Regions from separate parts of the Homo sapiens genome. Here all the other regions are linked to region 1. A link is a loop called in an ENCODE intact Hi-C map of the cell type or tissue named here. Cell type or tissue: ascending aorta. All regions are shown on one strand. Links, peaks and the distances in the headings refer to the core of each region. The heading gives the core; the rest is flanking DNA.

What was found. A loop is a pair of places that touch in the nucleus more often than their neighbours do. Peaks named below come from ENCODE experiments on the same cell type or tissue, not always from the same donor. Only the 100,000 strongest peaks of a DNase experiment are listed, where the experiment ranks them.
Region 2: a loop joins it to region 1, with 6 times the contacts of the local background. A loop is called at or near these places in 4 of 110 quality-filtered maps.
Region 3: it touches region 1 in a loop (2.6-fold over the local background); 2 of 110 quality-filtered maps call a loop at or near these places.

Annotation. Positions count from the first base shown.
Region 1 is chr7:64,661,695-64,670,070 of GRCh38, forward strand. ZNF107 (zinc finger protein 107) reads left to right here and starts at 4,439. Exons shown (of 4, transcript NM_001282359.2): 1 at 4,439-4,591. The coding sequence starts at 4,589. RefSeq lists enhancers at 4,177-4,326, 4,477-4,626, 4,647-4,766. In ascending aorta, for the core only: no CTCF peak of the experiment used is centred there; DNase peaks (open chromatin) are centred at 4,367 and 4,827; H3K4me3 peaks cover 2,393 bases; H3K27ac peaks cover 1,507 bases.
Region 2 is chr7:65,033,056-65,039,781 of GRCh38, forward strand. LOC105375330 (a long non-coding RNA gene) reads right to left here and starts at 5,206. Exons shown (of 6, transcript XR_927607.1): 1 at 5,139-5,206; 2 at 3,665-3,871. It also overlaps the pseudogene LOC441241 and the pseudogene CCT6P3. RefSeq lists silencers at 973-1,173, 4,937-5,246. In ascending aorta, for the core only: a CTCF peak has its summit at 4,819; DNase peaks (open chromatin) are centred at 3,666, 4,596, 5,126 and 5,906; H3K4me3 peaks cover 1,847 bases; H3K27ac peaks cover 1,442 bases.
Region 3 is chr7:64,883,449-64,891,824 of GRCh38, forward strand. LOC441239 reads right to left here and starts at 6,652. Exons shown (of 3, transcript XM_011516745.3): 1 at 6,004-6,652; 2 at 5,618-5,739; 3 at 4,889-5,369. The coding sequence starts at 6,291. The coding sequence ends at 4,889. It also overlaps a transcript of ZNF273 not described here. RefSeq lists enhancers at 4,180-4,898, 4,899-5,616, 6,335-7,051. In ascending aorta, for the core only: a CTCF peak has its summit at 4,790 (motif pointing right); DNase peaks (open chromatin) are centred at 4,797, 5,324 and 5,634; H3K4me3 peaks cover 1,767 bases.

The DNA.
Region 1 (8,376 bases), core at 1,369-6,368:
AACCCTACAAGCCAAAAGAGAATGGGGGTCAATATTCAACATTCTTAAAGAAAAGAATTTTCAACCCAGAATTTCATATCCAGCCAAACTAAGCTTCATAAGTGAAAGAGAAAGAAAATCCTTTACAGACAAACAAAGGCTAAGAGATTTTGTCACCACCAGGCCTGCCTTACAAGAGCTCCTGAAGGAAGCACTAAATATGGAAAGGAACAACAGGCACCAGCCACTGCAAAAACATACCAAATTGTAAAGACCATCGACACTATGAAGAAACTGCATCAACTAATGGGCAAAATAACCAGCTAGCATCATAATGACAGAATCAAATTCACATATAACAATATTAACCTTAAATGTGAATGGGCTAAATGCGCCAATTAAAAGACACAGACTGGCAAATTGGATAAAGAGTCAAGACCCATCAGTGTGCTGTATTCAGGAGGCCCATCTCACGTGCAAAGACACACGTAGGCTCAAAATAAAGGGATGGAGGAATATTTACCAAGCAAATGGAAAGCAAAAAAAAGCAGGAGTTGCAATCCTAATCTCTGATAAAACAGACTTGAAACCACCAAAGATCAAAAGAGACAAAGAAGGCCATTACGTAATGGTAAAGGGATCGATGCATCAAGAAGAGCTAACTATCCCAAATATAAATGCACCCAATACAGGAGCACCCAGATTCATAAAGCAAGTTCTTAGAGACCTACAAAGAGATTTAGACTCCCACACAATAATAGTGGGAGACTTTAACACCCTGCTGTCAATATTAGACAGGTCAACGAGACAGAAAATTAACAAGGATATTCAGGCCTTGAACTCAGCTCTGGACCAAGTGGACCTAAAAGACATCTACAGAACTCTCCACCCTAAATCAACAGAATATACATTCTTCTCAGCACCTCATTGCACTTATTCTAAAATTGACCACATTATTGGAAGTAAAGCACTCCTCAGCAAATACAAAAGAATGGAAATCACAACAAACAGTCTCTCAGACCACAGTGCAATCAAATTAGAACTCAGGATTAAGAAACTCACTCAAAAGCGCTCAACTACATGGAAACTGAACAACCTGCTCCTAAATGACTACTGGGTAAATAACGAAATGAAGGCAGAAATAAAGATGTTCTTTGAAACCAATGAGAACAAAGACACGATGTACCAGAATCTCTGGAACACATTTAAAGCAGTGTGTAGAGGGAAATTTATAGCACTAAATGCCCACAAGAGAAAGCAGGAAAGATGTAAAATCAACACCCTAACCTCAAAATTAAAAGTACTAGAGAAGCAAGAGCAAACAAATTCAAAAGCTAGCAGAAGACAAGAAATAATTAAGATCAGAGCAGAACTGAAGGAAATAGAGACACAAAAAACCCTTCAAAAAATCAATGAATCCAGGAACTGGTGTTTTTGAAAAGATCAACAAAATCGATAGGCTGCTAGCCAGACTAATGAAGAAGAAAAGAGAGAAGAATCAAATAGTTGAAATAAAAAATGATAAAGGGGATATCACGACTGATCCCACAGAAATGCAAGGTGCTGGAACTACAGGCATGAGCCACCGTGCCTGGCCAAATTCTCACAATCTTTACCTAATTCAAACAATATAATTCTAACGTTATCAGAAATCTGTGCTCAACTCATCTGGGCCTTTTCCATCTTTTCATGAACCTCCTTGAATACACAGTACTCTAGGATTTTTCATGCTTTTAAAGTTTTTAGAAACTACATCAGAATTAAGCCATTAACTGTGGAAATGACTTTCATGGTTATAAAGAAACAAATTAAAAGAAATTGATTATATCTGTTGCCTACAATAATTTATCATAATAACCATAATTATGAATAAGAGCGTATACTCAGATACATTAGAGTTTTAGAAATTTCATACAATTTTGACATAAATATTAATAACATATTTATTAAAATATAAGTCGAAGGAGGTCAAATATATATATATAGTTTTAAGACAGAATCTCGCTCTGTCACCCAGGCTAGAGAGTAATGTCACAATCTCAGCTCACTGGAACCTCTGCCTCCTGGATTCAAGCGATTCTCCTGCCTCAGCCTCCTGAGTTGCTGGGATTACAGGCACCCACCACCACGTCTGGCTTAATTTTTGTATTTTTAGTAGAGACAGGGTTTTGCCATGTTGGCAAGGCTGGTCTTGAATTCCTGACCTCAGGTGATCCATCTGCCTCAGCCTCCCAAAGTCCTGGGATTACAGGCATAAGCTACCACGCCTGGCAAACATTATTTTTATTTTGATAATGCTTCCATGTAAGTTAACTTTTTTTTTTTTCAGTCGAAGTTTTGCTCTTGTTGCCCAGGTGGGAGTGCAATGGAGCGATCTTGGCTCACTGCAACCTCTGCCTCCCAGGTTCAAGCCATTCTCCATTCTCCAGCCTCAGCCTCCTGAGTAGCTCAGATTACAGGCGCTCACCACCATGCCCAGTTAATTTTTGTATTTTTAGTAGAGACAGGGTTTCATCATGTTGGCCAGGATGGTCTCCATCTCTTGACCTGGTGATCTGCCCGCCTCCCCCTGCCTGTTTATCACTCTTTTGCATGCTGCATTGACACTCTATAGCATCCAAAAGTTTGGGGTGTAAAAAAAAGACACTTTTAAAGCAAAATTTGATGTTGGGAAGCCTGTCAAATATGTCATAGGGTTAAAACACTTCACTAAAATAGGACCACAGATCACCATAAAATAATAGTCATTTATTTATCCAAAGTGATAATTAAAAGATTTTAAAAACAAAATCATTTACTGTTTGATACAGGAGATTCAGTTTTCCAGTCAAAAAACCTGAGAAAGACTGCATGAGAAAAATTCTCTTTTTTACTTTCTTTATTTTAAAATTTATTCAAAAGGTGGACAAAAATATTGTACTATGTCATATTGATATGTAAAATTTTTGTTCAAAAGAAAATCAACTTTTACTTTTGTATTACTGTATTATTAATACTAAAGCTAACTTTAATAAAACCTTATAAATAAATCCATCAAATGTGTCATTTTTGGCTACTGTAGATTTTCATAAATATTTTATAGTCTATTATAATAAATTTTTCAACTTTTTATATTATATTTTTGGTTTTTTCTTTTTTCAATTTGAAACAATCATTAAGTAATTTCAAACTAGATAAAATGTTTCTAACTTTCTTCCTTAAAAGCATATTTTACTTTTGTTTATACATTCTCTATGCAGAATTGTTTTTCATACATCTAGTAGTTTTAATTATATACATATTAATTACATTAATTCTTAACAACCTTAGGTTATTTTATTCCTGCTGTCCTCTGCTCTTTTTATGGCCACGGTCTGTTCCACCTCAGAACTGAAGAGAGATGTTGGTAGGGAGAGGCTCTTCCCTCACCTCTGGCAGAAAAGGAATGTTCAGGCCCTTCAAACCCCTGTTGTCAAAGCTGCACTTTAATGTGACAGCTATTGGCCATGTATGGCTACTGGGTGTCCGGAATGTGGCTGGTCAGAACTGCGATGTGCTAGAAAGGTAAAATACAGAGTTAAAGATTTAGTTCCAAAAATATACACACTTTATTAATAATTACATATTGCTCAGATATTAATATAATATTTTTGATATAGTGGGTTAATTAAATGGTTAGAATGAATTCCACCTGTTTCTTCTTCCTTCCTTTTTTTTTTTTTTTTTTTTTGAGACGGAGTCTCACTCCGTCGTCCAGGCTGGAGTGCAGTGGCACTATCTCGGTTCACTGCAAGCTCTGCCTCCTGGGTTCACACCATTCTCCTGCCTCAGCCTCCCGAGTAGCTGGGACTACAGGCCCCCGCCACCGCGCCGGGCTAATTTTTTGTATTTTTAGTAGAGACGGGGTTTCACCGTGTTAGCCAGGATGGTCTCGATCTCCTGACCTCGTGATCCGCCCACCACGGCCTCCCAAAGTGCTGGGATTACAGGCGTGAGCCACCGCGCCTGGCCTTCTTCTTCCTTCTTGAAGTTTGACTGCTAGAAAATTTAGAATACACATGTGGCTCACGTTTTATTTCAGAGGATTGCCTCCTTTTTAAACTCTCAATCGGCCTGCTCAAAGGACCAGAATTCAGAAAGGGCATAAAATCTGGAATTTTAAAATAATTGTTATATTATTTTCATGTGTGAATAGCCACATAATATATTATTTATAAATGCATATGACTTTATATACAGGTTAAATGCAAATGCCTTCTGGGGTGGACCTGGCTCAACTCAGGGAGGAGCCCTGCCTGAAAAGGCTGCAGCTTAGGTTTCACTTTATCTTCTTCCAGCCCAGCATCTGAGCACAGCTTCTGTCACTCAGGGCCTGAGGGAGCAGGGCAGCAAACGTTATCCAATCAGGACTGCTGGGCTGGGAACCGTCCAATCAGGCACGCAGCTGGAGCGGACAGGACGGCTTCCGGGATTTGGCGGGGCCTTTGTCTCTGGCTGCAGCCGGAGCTCCTGCTCTCCTCCTCACTGCTCAGTGTCCTCTGCTCCTAGAGGCCCAGCCTCTGTGTCCCTGTGACCTGCAGATATTGGGAGATCCACAGCTAAGACGCCGGGACTCCCTGGAAACCTAGAAATGGTGAGAGTGCTGGGTCCGACATCCCGAGAGAGGGGGAGGGGCTGGTTGGAACCGATCGGAAGTGGCTGTGGCTGGACTCGGGCCTCCAAAGTCCGCGGCCCCAAGTTCTCCTTGGCGCAGCTCGGCCCTCAGTCCCCCGCGGCCCCGAGTTCTCCTTGGCGCAGCTCGGTCCTCAGTCCCCTTCAGCCGTAAGATGGCGGCTGGGCTGACAGCCGGGACCCTGGGCGTCCTGTCTCCTCCCTGCTCAGTGACTGTGCCCTGGCCTGGAGCCCTCTCCGGGCGGCTTTGCACCCGCAGCGCGGCATCTCTCCCCGATTGTGCAGGGATGCCGGGAGGGTCATCAGGGGAGAATCCTGACTCGGGATGCGGGGTTCATGAATGGGAAAAGCTTTAGTCTGTGGGGTTCCTAGTCCATCTTTTTTCTCTTAAAAATCTATGGAAGTCACCACAAAAATGTTAAAGAATTTAATCAAAGAGTAATTGAAGAATTATAGAGCACCCAGCTGTGGTTTGTAGTTTATTTTCCATGGGAGGGGCTTGAAGAAAAGACTTTTAGAAGGTGCATGATAAAGGAAAGCAAACTCAATAATTGGTTAGGTAGAGTTACGTAGTTTCTTAGTTTTAGATGAAGGTGGAAATTTTCTGGTCACGTAATCAGAGCTTAATTGGCAGTTCATGGTTGATTAAGTCTAAATTTTGTTTTCCCCAATGTAGTAATTTACAAAAAAAAAGCATTTGAGTTAGATTTTTTAAAAAGTAAAAACCCTGGGACTAGAGCCACCTCAGTCTAATTGCCTGCCATTTAGTTATTTTCACACTCCACAGGGGACAGATTTTCCCCTGCAACTTTCACGTGTCTCAAGCAGGGTCTCAAGACTACTCCCTATTCCCCATTCTTTTAGCCTAACTGACTTTCAGTAAAATGCTAAATTTCCAGTTTCCTTTGACATTCCCAAATCCCAGCTTCCCCTCCCTAATTCACATTATCAACTATTTGTCCTTTAGTGTACATTTTAGATACTGTATTTTAATTAATCATTGTTGACAAATTATTGGGTGGCACTTTAAACAAATTGTTTGCTGTTTGAAAATATTTCCAATGAGAAGAAAACAAAAAATAATCCCCTGACACTGTATTGTAAAAAAAAGTCTGTGCCTATTTTCCTTTTATCTTCCCTAGGCGCAGAGATCTTATCAGAATGTTTTTGGGTCAAGGTTTCCCTTTGGAAACTTTACAGGGTGATGTGTCCTCAGCCACCTTTCGGTTTTCTCCTGGTCCTGGGTTTCAGTACTGTCTGGGGATAAATCAAGATATCAACTGTGGCTGTGTATGCTAGAATCTCTAGTAAATTTCAGCTCCTGGCCTGGAATGGAACTCTGGGTATCTGGGAATGGGAGACAGAGGACAATCTGAGGTTGGAGTGTAGCCTCTCAAGGGAGCAGGTGGATGCCCTGGGGCTGAGAGGAATCTCCTGGTATACCCTTCCTTTGGAAAGCTAACCCTTTGAGGCATTAAGATTGTGTTCACTCAACCCGACTTCCATTTCTCAGAGGTACATTGCTGGTCAGCCAATCAGATGCTGGTATTGAGAGGAAAACTCAGAAATAATTTCTGCCCCCTGGATTCTCTAAGATTTGTGAAAGAAAAAATAGTATTCCAGAAGACAAAAAAAAAAAAAAATCAAACTTGACCCCAGTGAGATGGTACAAGAACTTGCAAAATGAAATGCACTTGGAGTAGTCACTGAGGCATAGGGCAGTGTCTACAGAGAGGGTGGTCATTGGGCACTTAAATGAGCAGGATGGGGTAGGAGAATCTAGTGTTTGGGTGGCCTGACTTGACACATGAGTCAGACACATCTGTTTTCTTTTTTTTTATTATTATTATACTTTAAGTTTTAGGGTACATGTGCATAACGTGCAGGTTTGTTACATATGTACACATGTGCCCTGTTGGTGTGCTGCACCCAGTAACTCGTCATTTAGCATTAGGTATATCTCCTAATGCTATCCCTCCCCCCTCCCCCCACCCCACAGCAGGCCCCAGTGTGTGATGTTCCCCTTCCTGTGTCCATGTGTTCTCATTGTTCAATTCCCACCTATAAGTGAGAACATGCGGTGTTTGGTTTTTTGTCCTTGCTGAGAACGATGGTTTCCAGCTTTATCCATGTCCCTGCAAAGGCCATGAACTCATCAGACACATCTGTTTTCTAATCAGCCCCGCCACTCCCTGGGTTTGTCACCTTGAAAAGATTTGTTCACTTATTTTGATTTCAGTTTTATAACTGTAACTTGCATTTTATTAGTATGATTTAAAAGTTAAGAAAATATTTACAGAGCATAAAAGAGGTGAGTTTCAGAGAAAAATAATATCTAATCATATATTCCATTTATTAAGAATTCTCATTTACCTTTTTCTTTCCCAGACTTAGTTTAGGAATTTACTCAGGTGTGTTTTTTATGGCTGGGTGATGTCCAACGGTATTCCAAGGCTTAGTTTTTAGAGTGCTAGCAGGGAAACAAAAAGGAAAAAAACCTCTCTTCCATTTTGACTGTAGAAAATGAATACATTTTTACAAGAAAATGTGGTAGATAATTGATGAGTTACATAGATTTATGAAAGCATCAGTTCCTCTTTTTGCAGGGTACTTTTGTTACAGTAAATACCTCTGTTCTATATCCTATCATCTTGATTTGTGAGGATAACGCTAATTTTTTTTTTTTTTTTTTTTTTTTTTTTTTTTTTTTGAGATGGAGTCTCGCTCTGTTGCTCAGGCTGAAGGGCAGTGGTGCGATCTCGGCTCACTGAAACCTCCGCCTTCCGGGCTCAAGCAATTCTCCTGCCTCAACCTCGCAAGTAGCTGGGATTACAGGCATGCACCACCATGCCCAGGTAATTTTTGTAGTTTTATTAGACACGGGGTTTCACCATGTTGGGCAGGCTGGCCTTGAACTCCTGACCTCAAGTGATCTGCCTGCCTTGGTCTCCCAAGGGATTACAGGCATGAGCCACTGCACCCAGCTGGTTAATGCTAAATTTTATGAGATGAAAGTTGGTACCTCCTAGAAGTATGACTTCTTGATTACTAATCCCATATGACTAATTGATTACTACCTAATTTTTAATGAAAATAATAGAATAATACATTTATCGTCTGAAAGAAATAAATACTTTGCATTTCTTACTGAGGTATGAAATGTAAGCACCTTAAAATTTCCTTCCCTTGGTTGGGTGCAGTGGCTCACGCCTGTAATCCCAGCACTTTGGGAGGCTGAGGCAGGCGGATCACCTGAGGTCAAGAGTTCAAGACCAGCCTGGCCAACATGGTGAAGCCCCGTCTCTACTGAAAAATTAGCCAGGTGTGGGTGACAGGCACCTGTAGTCTTAGCTACTCGGTAGGCTGAGGCAGGAGAATCACTTGAATCTGGGAGGCAGAGGTTGCAGTGAGCCAAGAGTGTACCACTGCACTCCAGGCTGGGCAACAGAGCGAGACTCTGTCTCAAAAAAAAAGAAAAAATAATTTCCTTCCCATATATAAATACTGTGCATAATTTTGCTGAATTTTTAAAGCAGTTTCAAAACCCAAGTGAATAACCTTGACATGGAAATTAAAGCTTATGCCCAGTGATTCCAAGCTAAGGCTAATATTGAGCCTGCAAAGGGAAGGGAGGTTATTAAAGGCCCAGTTAGTTCTTTCTTGGAAGCCTCCCCTGCTCACCCCAGCCATGGAAGAAGCCTTTATTCTGAGAGAAGCTACAGAGCCCTGGACGTCGGGGGACCCACA
Region 2 (6,726 bases), core at 1,719-6,718, 370 kb after region 1:
TCCCTGCCTGATTCTCCTGCCTCAGCCTGACGAGTGCCTGCGATTGCAGGCGCGTGCCGCCACCCCTGACTGGTTTTCGTATTTTTTTGTGGAGACGGGGTTTCGCTGTGTCGGCCGGGCTGGTCTCCAGCTCCTAACCGTGAGTGATCTGACAGCCTCGGCCTCCCAAGGTGCCAGGATTGCAGACGGAGTCTTGTTCACTCAGTGCTCAATGTTGCCCAGGCTGGAGTGCAGTGGCGTGATCTCCGCTCACTACAACCTCCACCTCCCAGCCGCCTGCCTTGGCCTCCCAAAGTGCCGAGATTGCAGCCTCTGCCCGGCCGCCACCCCGTCTGGGAAGTGAGGAGCGTCTCTGCCTGGCTGCCCATTGTCTGGGATGTGAGGAGCCCCTCTGCCCGACTGCCCAGTCTGGGAAGTGAGGAGCGCCTCTTCCCGGCTGCCATCCCGTCCAGGAAGTGAGGAGCGTCTCTGCCTGGCCGCCCATCGTCTGAGATGTGGGGAGCGCCTCTGCCCCACCACCCTGTCTGGGATGTGAGGAGCGCCTCTGCCCGGCCGTGACCCCGTCTGGGAGGTGAGGAGCGTTTCTGCCCGGCCGCCCCGTCTGAGAAGTGAGGAGCCCCTCCGCCCGGCAGCCGCCCCGTCTGGGAGGTGAGGAGTGTCTCCGCCCGGCAGCCGCCCCGTCCAGGAGGGAGGTGGGGGGCAGCCCCCGCCCGGCCGCCACCCCGTCCGGGAGGTGGGGGGCCCCTCTGCCCGGCCGCCCCTTCTGGGAAGTGAGGAGCCCCTCTGCCTGGCTGCCACCCTGTCTGGGAGGTGTACCCAACAGCTCATTGAGAACGGGCCATGATGACAATGGCGGTTTTGTCGAATAGAAAAGGGAGAAATGTGGGGAAAAGATAGAGAAATCAGATTGTTGCTGTGTCTGTGTAGAAAGAAGTACACATAGGAGACTCCATTTTGTTCTGTACTAAGAAAAATTCTTCTGCCTTGGGATGCTGTTGATCTATGACCTTACCCCCAACCCGGTGCTCTCTGAAACATGTGCTGTGTCCACTCAGGGTTAAATGGGTTAAGGGCGGTGCAAGATGCACTTTGTTAAACAGATGCTTGAAGGCAGCATGCTCGTTAAGAGTCATCACCACTCCCTAATCTCAAGTACCCAGGGACACAAACACTGCGGAAGGCCGCAGGGTCCTCTGCCTAGGAAAACCAGAGACCTTTGTTCACTTGTTTATCTGCTGACCTTCCCTCCACGATTGTCCTATGACCCTGCCATATTCCCCTCTGCGAGAAACACCCAAGAATGATCAATAAAAAAATAAATAAATAAAAATAAAAATAAATAAATAAAAAATTTAAAAAACACATGGGATGGCAGAACTTGTTGCAGCCACCTTGGAATATAGAATTTGCCACAGAGGGCAAGTAGAAAGTATGTCAGAGTTTAAGATTTCAGAAATCTAGCCATCCAAAAGGATCACAAGAGCCATTCCTGTGGCGGCTTTGAGGAGTGGAAGCAAAGGTCATCAGAGCTGAGAAAGACGTGGGATGATGAGTCAGGCGAATTGCATGCTCATCCACATGGATGCTGACATCCTCAGGAAAGCAGAAGGACTTCAGATAACAGAGGGCAAAACAAGATTTCATTCTTTTTTTTTTTTTTTTTTTAGAGACAGGGTCTTTCTCTGTCACCCAGGCTGGAGTGCAGTGGCGTGATCTTAGCTCACTGTAGCCTTGAACTCCTGGGCTCAAGCAATCCTTCCGCCTCGGCCTCCTGAATAGTTAGGGCTACAGTGTGTGCCCCCACGCCTGGCTAATGTTGTATTTTTATTTTTTGTAGAGATGGGGTCTTGCTATGTTGCCCAGGCTGGTTGATAACTCCTGGCCTCAAGCGATTCTCCCACATTGGCCTCCCAAAGCATTGGGATTACAAGCGTGAGCCACTGTGCTCTGCCTCAAAACACTCTTTTAAAAGCTTTTGTTTTTTTTTTCTGGAGTGGTGAAATAATTAATCTCTGTGGTGAGGACTTCCTTTTTATTTGGGAAAAGATATTTGCTGTGGGCCTATTGTTTCTGCAAAAATACTAGTAGCTAACATTTTTTGAGTGCCCATTCATTCATTCAAAATATATATATGGGGGCCAGACATGGTGGCTCACACCTGTAATCCCAAGGCCAAAGCGGGTGGATCACCTGAGGTCAGGAGTTCGAGACCAGCCTGACCAATATGGTGAAACCCCATCTCTACTAAGTACAGAAAAAAAAAAAAAAAGCCAGGCGTTGTGGCACATGCCTCTAATCCCAGTTACTTGGGAGGCTGAGGCAGGAGAATCACTTGAACATGGGAGGTGGAGGTTGCAGTGAGTCGAGATTACATCATTGCCCTCCAGCCTGGGCAACAAGAGCAAAACTCTGTCTCAAATTAAAAAATAAAAATAAAAATAAGTGAGGGCTTATGAGGCATCAAAGGTCATTTATAGAATGTTGTTAGCAATTTAATTCATGATAGCTAAAAATGGGCCAGATGTCCATCTGTAGTAGAATGGACAAGTAAAATTGTGGATATCTACTATAATGGACTATTATACAGTAATGAAAAATAACAATCACTATTTGCAATAGCATGGGTAAACCTCCCAGACCTATTGATGAAAGAAGCCAGATGATCAAGAGATCTCATCAACTGAGTAAAGGAATCTATAAGAAGGGAAGATGCAGGAGTCCACTTAGATTTATTAAAATCATTAGGGATGTAGAGTAAGGTTTTTGTTTTTTGTTTTTGTTTTTGTTTCTTAATCAGTGTGTCACTCTGTCATCCAGGCTGGAGTGCAGTGAGGCAATGTTGGCTCATTGCAGCCTCAGTCCACACCCCTGCCCCAAGCCCTCTGGGCTCAATCAGTCCTCCCCCTTCAGCCTCTCAAGTAGCTGGAACAACAGGCATGCACCACACCTTGCTAATTTTGTATATATTTTTGCAGAGACCAGGGCTCCCTATGTTGCTCAGACTGGTCTTGAACTGCTGGCCTCAAGCAATCCTCCTGCCTCAGCCTCTCAAAATGTTGTGAGCCACCCCACCCGGGCAGAGCGAAGATGTTTTTGAGGACTGTGGTAGATAGCTTCCTCATATTCATGTCCTGTGTAATCCTCTCCCTCTGAGCATGGGCTGGACCTAGGAACTATTTTCTTTTTCTTTCTTTCTTTCTTTTTTTTCTTCTTTTTTTGAGATGGAGTTTCTCCTTGTAAGCCAGGCTGGAGTGCAATGGTGTGAGCTCGGCTCACTGCAACCTCCACCTCCCAGGTTCAAGTGAGTCTCATGCCTCAGCTTCCCAAGTAGCTGAGTTTACAGGCATGTGCCACCACATCCAGCTAATTGTGGTATTTTTAGTAGAGACGGGGTTTCACCATGCTGGTCAGCTGGTCTCGAACTCCTGACCTCAGGTGCTCTACCCACCTCGGCCTCCCAAAATTCTGGGATTACAGGTGTGAGCCACCATGACTGGCTGGACCTAGAGACTATTTTCTAAGTAGCAATAGACTACGTAAAAGTGATGGGATGTCACTTCTGGGATTAGGTTTCAAAAAAGGACTGTGATCTCACTCTCATTTTCTTTTTCTGTCTCTTCCTCTTTCTCCTCCCTCTCCCCGGGGTAAGCCTGCTGCTTCTTACCAAGAGGTGGAAGTGGACAGGAAATGATGTCTCCAGCCAACAGCCAGAGAGGACCTCAGGCCTGCCAGCAGCAGTGGAAGTGAGTTTGAAAGAGGATTCTGAAGCCTTGAGAGAGCTGCAGCCCTGGCTGACAGCTTGATTGTATCCTCATGAGAGCCTGAGCCAGAGGACACAGCTAACCTCACCCAGATTCCTAGCCCATGGAAACTGTGAGGGAAAAAAAAGTTTATTGTTTATTAACTGCTAAATTTGGGGTGATTTTTACCCAAGAATAGATAACGAATACAAGGATATTGCTTATTACTCAAAATCACTATATAAAGCCCCTGAAAAATTGAAAGCTGCAACCAGGGAAACACTGAAAATCTCCAAGAACACTGTGTTTCTTCTTAAAGACAGTGAGAAAAAGCACATACATCTGTTTTCCTTTTAGTGTTGGCCACCAGGAAGCTCAGAGCCAAATTTATGATGCAATTTTAATAACTATGTAAGCCCCTATGGCCTGCTTATCTGTGTTCTTATTCCTGGCCTTTCATTTTATTCTGACTTTTCTTTTTCTTCATCCTGATTGTATTAGCTCATCTTTATTTTTCTATATTATATGAGTTATGGTAAGCAACTTCAAATTCAGCTTACGGAGAAGCAAGGCATTCGTAAATCTTTTTTTTTTTTTTTTTTTTTTTTTTCTGAGACTCTTACTCTATCGCCCAGGCTGGAGTGCAGTGGCACGATCTTGGCTCACTGCAACCTCCACCTCCCGGGTTCCAGCAATTCTCATGCCTCAGTCTCCCGAGTAGCTGGGATTAGAGGCGCCCACCACGACACCGGGCTAATTGTTTTTGGTTTGTTTTTTGTATTTTTAGTAGAGACGAGGTTACACCATGTAGGCCAGGCTGGTCTTGAACTCCTGACCTCAAGTGATCCACCTGCCTCGGCATCCCAAAGTGTTGGGATTTGGCGTGAGCCACTGTACCCGGTCCATGAATCATTTTTTAAAAATAGTTTTTAAATTTAAAACATAGTTTTGCACATTAAAAAAAAAAGTTTTGCACAGGTCGAACAGAGTGTCCCCGGAGGTGGTGGTGGGAAGATCAGGTCATAGGTGTGTGTCTCTGGAGCTCCAAGCACTGGCCAGGGTTGATTTGGATTGGGTCAGAAAAATACAACGAAAAAAGGAAAAAGGATGGCAATTGATTGCCATCCCCAGAGGGAGGGGCCGAGGGTTCGCCCAGTCACCCACAGTGGCATCCTTGCAAGGTGCTAGTTGCACCGCTCCTCTAAGTCCCTCCCGCACTGGCGCGCTCGGCCCCGCCCCTACCCTGCCCCGCCCCTGCCCCACCCCTTTCTCCCCCGGGCTCCACCCCTCGCGCGCGTCGCCTCAATCTCCGCCCGCAGATCCGGCCTCCCCGGCGGTTGCGCACTCCGCCCCCACCCTCCGCGCCCGCCCGCTCTTTCCCCGCCCCGTCCAGCTCACTCCTTTCGGGGCGGTTGGGCCGCGCGCCTGTGGGGGCGGGGCCCGGAGCAGGCGACCGAGCCAATGGGGCGCGGCGGCGGCCGCGGCAGCTGGGTCGGGTCCCGACGGGCGGCGGCGGCTGAGGTGGAGGCGGAGGGAGGCGGTGGAGGCGGAGGGAGGCGGTGGCGGCGGCGGCAGGATGGCGACGGCCGTCCTGCTGAGCGTGTCGGTGCCGCGGTGGGAGCGGGTGGCCCGGTATGCAGTGTGCGCTGCCGGAATCCTGCTCTCCATCTACGCCTACCATGTGGAGAGGCAGAAGGAGCGGGACCCCGAGCACCGGGCCCTCTGCGACCTGGGGCCCTGGGTGAAGTGCTCCGTCGCCCTTGCCTCCAGGTAGCCGGCTTTGGGGAGTGGGCCGGGAGCGGCCGAGCGGGGCAAGGGCGGAGTCTCGGGGTGGGGAGCGCGCGGCGGGAGCTCAGGCCTGGGGGCGGCGGGGACCGGGCCGCTGGGGAACTTACGGGGTCGGGTCGGGGCCGGGTGGGGGGTGGCGGCGGGGCGCTCCTGCCCGGGGGGCGGCATGAGCCCAGGCCGCGGGGCGGAGGTGGCGGGGCCGCGAGGCAGCCGGGGAGGGATGAGGTGGCAGAGTGCAGCCGGGAGGCCGGGGCGGACGCGGAGCGGTCGGGTGGGCCGGGGCCGGGCTGGGCAGGAGCGCGAGGGGGCTGCGGAGGGTGGGTGCAGGCTGGCTTGACAGGTTTCCTGGTTCTCGGGAGGCGGGCCGGGGGTGTGGGACCTTGTCCGCCGCACCCGTGAGACCAGCGGCAGCGGGCCTCTTGTTCCCCCGATCGCTGCAGCCGAGGCTTTGGGGCCGGCGCGGAGACGGGGTTGCCTTTCCCACTGTTTTCCTGGTGCTAGGACAGGTGTTTCCGTGGTCAGGCCTCTTTGCACTCCAGCGCTAGTGAGAATTTGCAGACTTACTGGGACGGTGACATTAGCTGGCAAACACAAATTTGACCCTACTGTGGAAGAAGATACCAGCACTTAACATATCTGATTTCTTGGATTCCCTCTCGTATGTTTCAGTGTGCCAGGAGAAGGAAATGGTCTGAGTTTGGGTCTAGTTTAAGCTTCATTGGAGTAAAGGACAAGTATGTTATGTATATGGCGGTGTTTTAGGCATTGGGATGACTTTTAAACGTTGTTGCCTATTAGTATAATAGGATACCCACAACAGATTAAAAACACACCCTTTGCTAAACTGGAGCGATTGGTTTGTGTTACTCATCATTTTAGTTTTTTCTTTAATGTTGTAATTGGTTTGTCTGTTATGTTTTATTTTAATGCATTACATTTTCCTAGGCAAGTTACTTTGAAAAAGGGGGGAATTTACTTTTAAAAGTGGCTGCTTTTTTTTTAATGGGGCGATTAAAAACATAAAAGTCGAAGGAATGATTTCAAAATGGATAGGTTACGATTTTAATAGAGACTATGTCTGATATTTAGATGTTTGTTAACAGTAGTCACATTTGAGCGATTTCTTCCCCTCCTGTTGATTGGTAAATTGGTATATATCAGAAATGTATAGCTCACTAGTTTATTTCAACTCATATAT
Region 3 (8,376 bases), core at 1,711-6,710, 220 kb after region 1:
GTGTGAGCAGCAAGTAGGTCAGATAGGGGTAAGGATGCAATCTGGTGAGGTGTGGATGGGGTCCCGCACCTTCATCTGCTAAACAGGTGCGGACAGATGATACAGAAGGTGCTTCCCACTTCACCCCCGCATTCACTTCGTCGCACAAGCCGTCCACACCATGGCCCGGTGCCCAGGTGGGAGGACTCCAACGTGCCGGGGAATAGTTGGAGCAAACCCTGACCATTCTGGCCATCTCCCAATTTCGGCTGTCATTCCCGGAGCCACATGAAGTTTGAATGGACTGAGGCTGGGCGTGATGTGTCCTGCACCCCGGCCTCCTCTTTTCCTGACTTCCATTTTTCTCGTGGGCCTAGAGTTTCCTTGGTCTGGCTCAAAGGCTTCTACAGTAAACCTTTCCTTGTTCACAGAGGACGACCCTCATGGGGACCATTGTATGAGTGTTTCCGTCTAAACACTGTCACGTTTTGCGGACTAGGCAGCTGTGATACTTTTGGAACAGTAAATTCCTGTTACATCCGCCAACAACGAAACTCTTGTTCTCCCACTTCTATAGGATTGCAGCATGATTCCTATATGATGGGACCTAGGCTGCCAAGTCTGGCTTTTGCCTAATATTCTAGGCTCTTTTTCATTTCATCTGCACGTCTTTTCTCATTGTGGATTTCGTTGGTCTTTGGGCTGTTGCTGTATGTGAGTGCCTCTCACCACAGATCTTTTGCTTGCCAGGGATTTTAGGGATCTCAAGGGTTTTTCAGTAGTTTGGCTGCACTCCAGGTTGTGGGTAGTCGTCTCATTTTGGGGGGCCGGATTTTTTGCACTTTACAGGAGTCTCTTGGGTTTCTGGCAAGAATCCATGAACATGGGTTTGACTCCAGCACAAACCCTCTCATTCTCCCATTTGAGCCTTTATTTCCCTTTGCTTTCATGGGGGATCCACAGTGCCCCTCAACAGCACTCCTGGGCACCCGTTTCAGTCTTGCAATCACCCCAGACGGTTTCTGAAACTCTCTCTCAACCTTATGTGTCCTTGTTGGATGCCAGTTCCAGGTGTGAGACCTCTTCTCCGTCTTGGACTTGCCTTTATTGTCGTTCCTGCCTTACCCAGACAGCCGCGCTGAGAAGCAGGACTCCCTGGGGGGCCCTGGATGAACGGAGGCAGTGAGCTCAAAGGCCTCACAGTCTTCCACTGACACCCTCCTCTGGGGTCTCAGGTATGATTCCATCACCCGGAGATCCCTCAACAACTCACCAGACTGTATTCCCTTCTCCCTGGGACCGGATTCTTGCACACAGACTCTTTCGGGAATGGAGTCCAAAGAGAAGTTCCCAGCGCCCACCTCACATTCTCGAATCGCCTTTTCCTCCAGCGGGACCCGACTAATGAGACGGCCCGAGGATGCCCTATGGTAGTTACTTTTAGGCTTCCACAGTGATTGTCGCAGGCAGCATTTTCCCTAGACTAGGCCGGCTCTGCCTTCCCATTTTCCTCTGCTCAGGCAGGCTGACAGCCCTGACAGCCCTGACAGCCTGGCCCCAGCACCTGCCTCGCGGATTCGCATGCGCCAGTCGCGGGACACCTGTCGCGAGCGGTGAGCCTTGGCTCGCGTGTCAGTGTATGCCACCGTTGCCTGGTGACAAGTTTCTCCCTCTTGGTGGACCAGGGGACCTTTGTGGACACGTGTCGGCGTTGGACTCTTGCTCCTCTTCTCTGGGGGATCCACGGGATAGTCCCACGATCCCAGGAGAAGGCAGGGATAAGCCAGCCTTAGGAATCGTCAACAGTGCCCCAAGGCCTCCCCAAGCCCTCTCTGTGGTCCTGGCTTTGCCTCCTCCAAGGTGCTGTGACCTTAAACAAGTCACTGCCTCTCCTGCAGGCCTTCTGTTAGGACAGAGATAAATGGATCAGACAGAAAACAGAAAAGGTTATTCCAGCCCTCCTCTCTTCTGCCCCTTCACTGTCTGCCTGGTAAAATTGTACCTCTTGGTCACATTTGCTACTCATTAAGTCACCTGTCCTGTGGGAAAGTCCTCACGTTGGTGATATGAGGTCCCACTATCTACCCTTTAGGAATTGCAGAGTCTCATGAATCTGTGTGTGTTCATCCCAGGGTCACTTCGCACCTACACCTCCAGACCTCTAGGTCGCCCTGGGTTAATACTGAGACTAGAGGGAGAAGCAATTACAGGAGAGAAGGAGAGGAAGTGAGGAGGCATAATAGGGGATCTGGGGTTTGGTGATGCAGGAGGGACAGGGTCACAAAAGATTCACTGGATATGAGAAGCCCGCCCACGGAAAAGCTTCTAAAGATGGGTAAGGCGGTGCTGGGGCCACAGTGCCATTGGCCAAGGCAGACATCAACTGGGAGGGAGTGGAGGAGATGAGAAAGTTAGAAGGAAAGGGAAGGCCCAGATCAGATCTTGATGCTCTTTTCTTCCTAGACCAGCATGGTTTTCATTACTCAAATTCTCACAGGGCTAAGATCTTGGTTTAAACAAATCACTCTGGCTTACCACTGAGCTCAGAAAAGACTGCAGGGGCCTTGGGCAGAAGCAGGGAGACTGATACCAGAAAGGTAGCTACTGTGATAATTATGCAGGCTTAGGTGGGGGAAACCACACTGATGCTGACTAGGTACTCTGGATTTCCACCTCTGCAAGGCAGCTTCCTCACTTATTCAGTGAGGACACAGCCACCTGTTGCAGAGCAGTTTTGAAGAAGAAATAAGGTTCACAGGCCCAGCTCAGCACACAGTAGGCTCTGAAGAGGCCTCCTTTACTCAGTTGAATGAGCCCAGAACATTTGAACTGTTGCTTGCTGTGTGACCCCGGGAAGGTTACTTCACCTTACTGAGCTGGTTTTCTCCTTAAAGTGGGGTGGGGTAGACATGTCAGGATGCAGAATGGAGCTGGACAGAATGTAGGCATTTCTGCTGCATCTGGAAAGTAAGATAAGTGAGCTCACTGTCACAAAAGGCACAGAAGAGGAAACTAAATTTGCACTTGGTGGAGAAAATTTAACTCTACTAATATAAACTGACCATCGCTACATGTTTACTGGGCACCTGGTGCAGGGCTAAGAAATCTGCCATTATAATCTGATGCAGTGGCACTGAGCCTGCAGAGTCAATGTGCACTCACAAACTCAACCACTGTCATCTCACTTAACCCTCACACATCACCTGTCAGAGGTAATCCCCAATCTCCATAGTACAATTGAGGAGACTGAGACCAAGGTGGTGAAGGATCTTAACCAAAGCCAGGTACAGTGGAGTTCTCAACGCGAAAGGAACTCACACCTGGGCACACCTGCATGAGGTGACCTACGATGCTTTTTACTTTCCATCAAAACAGTAATTGATGCTCATATCACCTTCTTGTGGTACAAGAAGGAAACCACAGAAGAGAATGAAAATGGAAAACATACATCATCACCAATGTTGCCTCCCAGAGATGAGCATGGTCCCCATGTGGAAGTCTTCTGTCCATTTCTCCCTTGGCCTGCACACATTATGATAGTGGCAGCAGATCTGTGCTGGGCATTTACCAGGCTGGGCACGACACCAAGAACTTTACAGATGTCCCTTCACTTATTCCTCACAAAGGTGTTATGTCCCAAGGACACTGGGGACCCTATGGAGACTACTTTTCCATGGTCGGTACTTGGTTTGGACTGAGGTCTCATGTGGATCAAATCCCTGTGTGTGTGCAAAGCTAGGTCTATCATTATTTTCTGATGGATGAAGTGGAGGCCATGCTGTGAATGTGTGCACGTGCAAGTCTTTGACACAGGCAGTTTTCTCTAAAATGCACAGCCTGCCTTACCAACTTAACTCCTTCCACACCTCAGACCAGCCCCTGCAATTGCCCTTTGCATGTTCTCATCTGGCCTCATGATCATCTCCTTCCACGTGGGTCTCCCTCCTTCCATGTGGCCCTGCATGGCAGGCAGGGCACATGCTAACCTGTCTTCTGGTAGTTTGGAGTGAGTGGAGAGGGCCAGTGTCCTCTGGATGAAGGACAACTGCTCCATTGTGCAGTGTTTTTGTTGTTGTTTGTTTGTTTTTGAGATGGAGTCTAGCTCTGTTGCACAGGCTGGAGTGCAGTGGTGGGATCTCAGCTCACTGCAACCTCTGCCTCCCGGGTTCAAGCGATTCTCCTGCCTCAGCCTCCCAAGTAGCTGAGATTACAGGCGCCCGCCACTACATGCAGCTAATCTTTTTGTATTTTTAGTAGAGACAAGGTTTCACTGTGTTGGCCAGGCTGGTCTTGAACTCCTGACCTCATGATCTGCCCGCCTCGACCTCCCAGAGTGCTGGGATTACAAGCATGAGCCACCGTGCCCTGTCTTTTTTTTTTTTTTTCTTAATAGTTCAGGGCTCTGACTCTGAGCAGGGTGTCCTGCCCCAGGGTTCCCCTTGACCCATTTCAGAGGGGTGGTCGGGTGGGTCACTGGTTCCTCACCCTTGTGCGAATCCAGAACTTGCATCCTGATGGGGGAAGCAGGAAGCCCTACCTGCGCTGGAGGGCATAACCCCAGCCCCAGGGCAGGCAGAAAACTCCCCCATCCCTGAGAAGTCCCAGCCCCAATGCTGGCACTCAGGCAGGACCTGCCCAAGTGGGACCTGTCTCCACCTTCCTCACACACCTCCCTGACACTCACTCAAACTCCTGTCACCTGGGAACCTCTACCAGACCTGTGCTTCTTCCACCTGGGGAGCCCCCGGGGCCCTCATTTCACCCCATTCCCTGAAGCCTGGCTGCTGCTGCTGCTGCCCCACCCTCCAGCCAGAGGAGGGCGCTCCCTCGTCAGATGTCCCTGTCTCTATGGGGGTCCTTCCTCCTGTGAGCTCCGTGGCCTCGCACAGGCTGCTCAACACCTCTGAGCTCAAATTCCTGCTCCCAGGGGGAAGCGGGTTATGAAGATGAGAGGGAGAGAGAGCGAGCTGTAAGGGAAGCAGGTGACACGGGGCTGGACAGGGAAGGGCCTGGCTCTCAAGGAAGGGAGCTTCTCCAGGTGGCTTCCTCCTCTGTCAAATGGGCCCACGAATACCCTATTGATGGTGAGAATTAAGAGATACGAAACCCATTCGTTCTTTATTATGATGATTTTTATTTTCACAGTAGCACTTAGCACCTGCCCGCCCTCCACCTTCTCCACCACCCAGCAGGAGCGGGGCGGCCTGGATCTGTTTTCTGCCCCTGACCAGGGGGCCGCGTCTTCGGCAAAGTCTTCGGGGTGAGAGGTCCGGCTCCTGGAGGACAGCGGGATGGGAGAGTCCCGTTCACACCCAGCCCCGCAGAGCCGGATAGAAACGCTGCCACTGCCGACTCCATGCTGCCGGGAAGTGCACTGTGGAGGCCACTTTCTGGAAAGAAGAAACCGTCTGAACACAAAGTTGCTCAAGCCATGTTCATCTATCTGCCAGGGAAACGGAGGCCCTGAGTGCCAGAGTCCAAGTCACCCTGCAAGAGAAAACTCTGGTGGAGCCCAGGGTGTCCAGCCCCTGTCCACCCAGCCGCCGTGGTCAAGGTTAATAAGGGCAAGGGGCCAAGCAGAACCGCCTACAAGGAACCGAGTGTCCACAAAGCAGGAAGCGAAGAACGTTTCTCCTACCTAGAGCGCAGCCGTTTTGCGGAAGGCACAGTCCGGGCTCCGGGAGCCAAGCAGGGATCCGGGCCTCGTTGCGGAGGGGACGCCCGGGCTGAGCTGAGCTCACTTGCTGGCGGCGGCAGCCCCTGCAGTCATGGGGTCACCGGCTTGTGGAGAGGGGCTGGCGCTGTTCCTTGGCCCCGCTCCCCGCCCGCAAAGGGCCGGGAGGTCGGGCTCCCGGCAGTGTCCAGGCTCTCGCCCGCCGGTGCCTGAGCCGTACCCACCGCGTCCCCTCCGCCCCAACAGCTGGTGCTGAGGGTCCGGCCCGGGGTCATCTGGCAGGGCCGTGCGGCTCCTGCGGGTGACCAGGAGCGCGGAGCCCCTTCCCACTCGGGCTCGGGTGGCCTCACCTTTCCTGGGGCTGCGTCCCCGCGGGACGCCAGGTTCCCGGTTTCTTCTAGGTCGCCCTGGTTCCTGGCAGCTCCTGGTGCCACGCGGTCCTCTACGGTCTCCTCTGACCTGAGAGGGACAGTGAGATGGGGCTGGCGGGGATGGGGGTCCCCGCGCTGTTGGAAAGCAGCGGGGCTGCTGCTGACCGGAGCCGCCTGGGTCTGTTCTGGAACCGTCGCCCTGGGGCCCCTCCGCCCCGCAAACGCTCGGGATGCGGTTTGGGAGTGTAGCTGGACACCGAGCACCATCCACGCTCAGCCCCACGGGGCTCCAGGAGTCCCGAGCCCAAGCCCCTGCACTTGCATTTTATTTAAAAAACCTGAGGGTTAAATTCGGGCAAGTCAGTTGCCTCAGTGTTTGTCGCCTGCTGCCTCTATGTCGGCTTCTTTTGCTGGCAGTCAGAGACCAAGCCCCCACGCCCTCCAGGACCCTCTATCTGGTGAGGCCACCTCTGCAATCATGAGCAGCACTGAGGTGCTTCCGACCAGGGGTCACTGCCCCAGCCGGTGAGAGGCCCTGCAGTGGGGACTGGAGATGTGCGACGCAGCCTCCCAGAGCCCGCATCCTCTTGCCCAAGGAGGCTGCACACCCTCACTCAGGGCTGTGAGGGGGAATGAGGGCAGCTCACAGGCTAAGGGGCCGCTGAAGACAGGTTTTGTGGACAGGTGATTTAGGAGCCTGGAGGAAGCAGGTTAGGGGTGTGTGTGTGTGTGTGTGTGTGTGTGTGTGTGAGAGAGAGAGAGAGGGAATTCTCCCATGCCAGGACATCTGCGTGTCTCAGTAGAGTAGGAGTGAACAGCAGCATCCCTGCAGAGGAGCAGCATGTGGACAGAGTCACAGGCTGGCTGGATCACAACAAATCCTTGTGGGTCAAGGAGAGCAGGTTCCGTGATCAGCTGCGGTCTGGGTTTTGTGTTTGCCTTTTCCTGCTGTTCCAATAAGCCAGGGCACTGGGGCCAGATTGCCCTCAGCCATGGCCAAGGGTTCCCTGACAAGCTGGGGAGGACGAACTCCCTTCCCAACACAGGGACATAGAAGATCAGAGCAGCCTGCCCAGTGGGGATCTGAGCTCAGAGAGTGGAAGCCACTGTCTCAGAGTCACAGAGCAGGTCAGTGGCAGGTCCCATGTCCCTGACCCCCAAGCTCTATTTCTCTGAGGAAATATTCCATCCAAGAGCATGAGAGTCCTCTGAGCATGGACTCCCTGGCAGGTGAGGTCATTTTACCTGTTATCTGTTTTCATCCTCATTGTGTGTGTGGTTTGTATCAGTGTCCCCATTGTAAGGCAGAAAACAGGCTCAGTGATGGGGCAAAGGCTGGTGCAAGGCTACAGAGCTCAGAAGTGGCTGAGGTGAGACAAGAACCAGCAGGCTTCCTTCACCGTTGCTCTGCTCCATCTGGAGGTTGGACAATTTGCCTGTGTGCCAACAGCCACAAGCCTTTGTTGGCTCAGGGTAGATATGAAAACCTGGAAACCATGAAGCTTTCAGCCCCACTCATTTCTGCAGGGGCAGATGGCTGTGCTTGGCCTGGGCTCCCCATTGCTCAAAATAGAGCCTCCTCTTTCTGCCAGTGGTCCCAGAAATGAGTCACAGGTGGGTGAGGTTGCAGCCAGGCCTGGGCAGGATGATGTCTTCTGGGCTAGGCTGAAAACTCAAGCCTTGCAGCTGGACAAGTTATGACTTTGGTTCTGCCTCAGTCACTCCGAGGCTGGACAACTCTGGCCATATCTCTCTGTAAGCTGTGGTTTCCTTATCTTTAAAATGGAGACAATGGCACCTCTCTCCCAGAGTAGCCACTGGGGCTTAATAAAGCCTCAGCATGAGAAGATGGTGTATTTGTATTTGTGAGTTTTCCTTGGTCTATGGTGACCTTCCTGTGGGTAAGAACCAAGTATCACTTGGCTCAGGACCCAGACAGGCACAGCACAGCCAGAACCAGAGGGGCCTAGGCCTGGGTATGATTGGAATCCAGGCATCTGGCCCAGTTTTTCTGGCTCTGTCTCCTTCCCCATCTTTTCCAAACTGGTCCAAGGATCAGATTTGCCATGTCACCCAGACATCGTTGTGGCCCTGTCTGAACAAGCAGCATCAGAATTTCTCTGGTGCCAGCTGGATGACTCAGAGAGAAAAACTGGTCACCAATTTCTGCTTCAAGTGGGTAGGGAAGAAAGCTACCACTTGCAGCTACTTATTATGTATCACCAGCCAGGCACTTTTCCTACTTAGTGGTCACCTCAGCTAAGTCATAAAGACACAGAAAAGAGTGCCTTGCCCCAGGTTCACAGCTGATAAGTGGGGTGTGGGAGAGGAGGTGCTGAAATCCACATTTAT